Linked DNA regions of Homo sapiens: region 2 is linked to region 1. Evidence: chromatin loops called from intact Hi-C (ENCODE). Cell type or tissue: heart right ventricle. All regions are shown on one strand.

Evidence for each region. Hi-C counts contacts between places; a loop is a spot of excess contacts. Peaks named below come from ENCODE experiments on the same cell type or tissue, not always from the same donor. Only the 100,000 strongest peaks of a DNase experiment are listed, where the experiment ranks them.
Region 2: it touches region 1 in a loop (7-fold over the local background); 1 of 110 quality-filtered maps calls a loop at or near these places.

The regions. Positions count from the first base shown.
Region 1 is chr7:37,263,735-37,266,234 of GRCh38, forward strand. All of the region lies in intron 5 of ELMO1 (engulfment and cell motility 1), which reads right to left. Among named protein-coding and RNA genes, the nearest start is that of ELMO1, 180 kb to the right of the region's middle. In heart right ventricle, no CTCF peak of the experiment used is centred here; no DNase peak of the experiment used is centred here.
Region 2 is chr7:37,341,431-37,343,930 of GRCh38, forward strand. It overlaps ELMO1 (engulfment and cell motility 1), which reads right to left. Exons shown (of 22, transcript NM_014800.11): 2 at 1,183-1,333. The coding sequence starts at 1,260. Among named protein-coding and RNA genes, the nearest start is that of ELMO1, 110 kb to the right of the region's middle. RefSeq lists enhancers at 1,328-1,447, 1,688-1,927. In heart right ventricle, no CTCF peak of the experiment used is centred here; a DNase peak (open chromatin) is centred at 1,451.

The DNA.
Region 1 (2,500 bases):
TGTCTGGAGGGAGAGAAAGGAGAGGACTGATGTGTCTGGGGTCTGCAGGCCAGGGGGTGTGGAGGGAAGTGAGGATGTGGAAGCAGTAGACAAGGTAGCCTAGGGTGTTCATGAGCATGCAGAGCTGAAGGAGTCCCTGGTGGTGATGTGCTTCCCTGAATGGATGCATGTAAATATCGGAGATGGATGTGTGGTACATTTGGAGCCCTTAAAACAGCATTCATAGCCAAACATTGAGCAACCATCGTGTTTACCAATAGGACAATGGTGAAATAGTCATGACATAGTCATAGGATGAAATATCATATAGAACTACATATGGAACTTTTAGAGAATGTAAAATAGTGTGAGAACATCCTCACGAGGCAATATTAAGAGAAACAGCCAAGACGCAAACATATTTTATTGTTTATGGGAGGTGGGAATATGCGCAGTGGAGTGTGTGTATCTGCCAGAATGTAATGTCACCCAGCACACAGAAGTGTGTCTGGCATTTACCATGAGTTCAAAACACATTTCACTAAATGAATGTACAAATGAATACACATATATATATGAATGCATAAATGAATATATATATGAACCTATAAATGAATATATATACATTCATGTATGCACACATATGTATTCACACATTTGCATACAAATGGTCAAAGAAGGCAAGTAGATGTGACCTGTGGTTATTTATGAATTGTAATATTCTAAACAATTTTCTTTGCAGGAAGCCTTATTTTTTGCATTTTCCATAATGAATTTGCACCATTTTTATATTTGGGAGGAAAGAGTCAACATTATTAAAAAAATAAGATAGCCTTGGTTCTGATTTTTCAAGCAACCAGCACACATGAAAAGAATCTAATAGTCATGTAGGTCTCTGTATCAGACAGCAAGTTATATTTTCTGGTATTGCTCTAAGGATAGAAAAAAGTTTTACTTTGGGCCATTGAAACAGCTTGATGTGGCTACCTCATGTCCCAGATAGGAAAGGGTTCTGGACCCAGACTCCAGACTCCAAGGGAGGAAACAGCTCATAAAGGATTAGCCGTGGGCACAGGAAAGGGTACTGGTAGTGTGTGTGTGTCAAGCATTTAACATTTCTCTCTCTTGAAGATACAAGTTAAAATCATCCCCAAGAAACTTCTAGCATAACTCTGGATCCATGATGCCAATTAAAAAGTAGTCTAAAAACATCCTTAGTTTCAACAGTTTAATAGATATCTTCAAATGTACGCTCAATGTTGCCCAGCAATCCAATATTTTCCTGGAATGTTTGCTGTGTCCCTTCAGAATGACTCCTCCATACCTTTTCTACTCTCCTTAAACCCCCTCTATGCCTTTCTGCTGCCTCCCCTCCACTGGTGATCATTTAATTGAGGAAATCAAAGCAATCAGCCAGGAGTTCCTTCATCTTCCTACTTCTAACAGCACCAGCTGCTGGCATCTCTACCCTCAAGCTCTGCTTCCTCCTGATAGATGCTGTGTGGCGGGGACCCTGTTTCCTATCAGAAGTCAGCTCTTCCCCTCAGCTCTGGATCTCCTCTCCCCTGGCCTTCTCAAGTATTTTACTTCAAATTTATCTCCCTTTCTTCTGTATCATCAATTCTCTCTCTGTAGTAGAACATTTCCAGCTGCAAAAATCTCTAATATCTCCCATCTTTAAAAAAAATAAACAGAAAGGTAAAAACATCCATTGACCCAGTTTCCCTACAGCTACTTCCTCATTTCTCTGCTTGCATTTTCAGCAAAAGTTTTGGAAGAGAGAGTAGCTCGAAAGTGTTGCCTCCGTTCTACCTCCTATTCTCCCCGCTCTCATGAGGCGTCCCTGTCCAGCCCTGCATGGAGAGTGTCTCCACCATGCTATTAATACCTCCAGGTGGCAGCCCAGGGACCACCCTCATCGCATCATCTTTATTACCTGGACAGCCTCCAACACACCTAAGTACTACTCCCTCCTCCTTGAAACACTTTGCTCACCTGGCTTCTTGCTAGGCTCCTCCTCTAAACCTTAAGAGTGTCCCCAGGGGTCTGTGCTGAGCCCTCTCCTCTACTTTCCCCATGGTGACCTCTTCCAGCCCACAGCTTTAAATGCCATTTCCATGGGGGTGGCTGGCACACCTGCATCTGTCCAGGCTTCCTAGTTAACAGCACGCAGTTAATTTTGCCAGAGCACCGGGAGGAACAGGACATCCTTCCTCAAAGAGCACCACATGCTGAAGTTCTGGGGCTTGCCCTCCACGACACTCCTTCCAACTCTCCAATTCCCTACAAGGCAGGTAGCCCAAGCCCCCTGCATCTCCTGAACCTGCAAGAAACTCTGACCCGGTGCCCTGGCCGCCCCTGCAATCTGTCCTTGGGCAGCAGCCTGGGGATCCTGTGTCGCCTCTGCCTGCCAGCCTCCACTGGCTTCTTCTCCCATAAGCTAGGCCGCTGAGAGTGATGCCAATAAATAGAATTTAAGGCATGTTACAACCCTTTATTAGTTTCTCAAACCAGGAGAGAA
Region 2 (2,500 bases), 78 kb after region 1:
AAACTATTAGGCATCTCTACTTTTCTCTGTTTGTATAGGTTCCTTCTTGAGTCAGTAGAAAACTACCTCAGAGAGCAGTTAAAATGACAATGATGTGTGGTCTGATAACAGCTTTTTTGACAAAAATCCCAAAAATTTACCCTTTCTTACATTTGAGTTTAAGTTCAATTAATTCTGAGCTGACCCGTATAATTCATTTTAATGATTCCTTTGGATTCGCACAATTCCATATAACTCTCGCATTGATCTGCCACCAGATAATAAAATCTGACCAGGAAAAAAAATTGTAAATCATAATTGTAAAATAGTATGGAGAACATAAAGATTGGAGTTGCCATGGTTATTGTAATTTTGAAAATGTAGAAAGCCATCTAGAACCCTATACTATATACATTATGAAACCTGTAAGTATATAATAGGTCTCAACCTTTTATTCCTTAAATCATTTGCTCTAGAGTGACTACAGTAAAGTGAGGACAAAAGTAACCATTCTGAGATAACCTATAATCAAATAGTGCATGAGAATCACACCATACAATTCTCAAGATTCAAGTTAAAGGATGCCTTTATGGGTCAAGCCACTTTTATAAGTCTTCTTGATATTTTTTAATTCAATAAACATTTGTTGAGTATTTACTACATGGCAGACAATATGCTAGACACATTGTGAATTTTACACTAAAAATAAAAATTACAATTGGCTGAAATCCAAGACTGAACCCCTCTATACTAATTTCATTACAAAGCTATTAATATAACAAAGTACCAATGCATTTGGCTGCTTCTGCAAAAAATGAAAAAAAAGGGATTTTAAAAATTAAGTTTTGTCTTGCCTGTGTTCCAACAATCTGCACATATCCATGTGTCATGGCAAGGCAGGGATGGGGCAGCCTCCACTGTGTCAACTGCCCAGGGCCCGATCCACTTGTCCCTCCCACCTCCTTCCTAGCTTCAGACACAAATCCTGTATTGACACAATCCAAGTGGATGCTGGAAGAGTATAAAAACCCCATCCATCACTGTATGTGCTACAGAAATCAAGCACATTGCAACTATTATTGCACAGATTTTTCAACACAGCTAGAGAGAGAAAGGGAGAAGAGTGAGCTATCCAAAGTCTATGAAAATTCCAGTATAGAAAGGAAACTGAAAATAGACACCCAATGCTGTCACGTTACTAACCTGATCAATTTCCATGAGTTTGGGGTAGGCGCCCGGCCATTCTATGGCCACCTTGACGATGTCCGCGGGTGGCGGCATTGTAAGTCCCCAAAATGTTCAAAGCCAGTGGGAATGAGGATCCTACAGCGTAAACGGCCACACGTGTCTATACCTAATGAGGAATGACAGAAAAAGAAAGAGAAGTCACTCAGTGCAGATGCAGGGTGAATTTTGCTTCATCACTTCCTGTTTTCACTGGTGGTTTGGTATGAAAAACGGCTCCCCTTGGTGCCTGGGTGCTGAAGGTGCAGGGGCACAGCCAACGGTACAATGGGCTCCTGAGGAAAGAAGAAAGATGGGGGTGCCCGTGCCAACGCCCTTGAGTCAAAGCCGCCAGGAGACGCTGCCCTGTGGGGCACGGCTTGCGCGAATCTTCAGTGGAAAGAAAGCTGTTCCTTACCACTGAGTTCTGCTCTGAATGGTGCCCAGGGTCTGAATGAGCCAGGCTCACTCTCTGTCCAGACATGCATATAAACGTCTGGCACTCAACAGTCTGAGGAAGGACAGATTGCCCAGGAAGTCATGGTCAGGAAGCAGTGTTTCTTTAAAGTGTTTTCTGTGTGTCACAAACAGATCTCCACACTATAGCAACCAGGATATCATGAAGAAGGAGAAACACCCTGAGAGCTCACACACATGCACACCCATACTCCCTCCCCAAGGTCGGTTCACACAATGCACCTTCGGTGGGGGGTGGGGGTGGGGCAGAAAATGTACAGATGTGGACTGAATGGCATTCAGAACAGACTTTGAATTCTCACTTGAATGAATCGTGCTTCTTACACAAAGGAGGTAACCATTATCCTCTGCTGCCTCTTCCCAGGCTAGCCCATTTCTTTTTTTTTTTTTTTTTTTTTTTTGAGGCAGAGCCTGGTTCTGTTGCCCAGTGGCGCAATTTTGGCTCACTGCAACCTCCACCTCTTGAGTCCAAGCAATTCTCCTGCCTCAGCCTCCCAAGTAGCCAGGATAACAGGGGCCCACCACCACGCCTGGCTAATTTTTATATGTTTAGTAGAGACAAGGTTTCGCCATGTTGGCCAGGCTGGTCTTGAACTCTGGGTAATCTGCCCACCTCAGCCTCCCAAAGTGCTGCGATTACAGGCGTGAGCCACCTGGCCCAGCCCCATTTCTTTTTAAAATTAATTTTTTGTTAACAATCATGTGATACAAACTTGTGTGTGTATGTGTGTTTGTGTGTACAAAGACGGACAGTGTAGAGTCTCTTCTCCCAGTGTCACCCACCTGCCCAATATCTGCGTTCACTTCTTATACTTCCAGT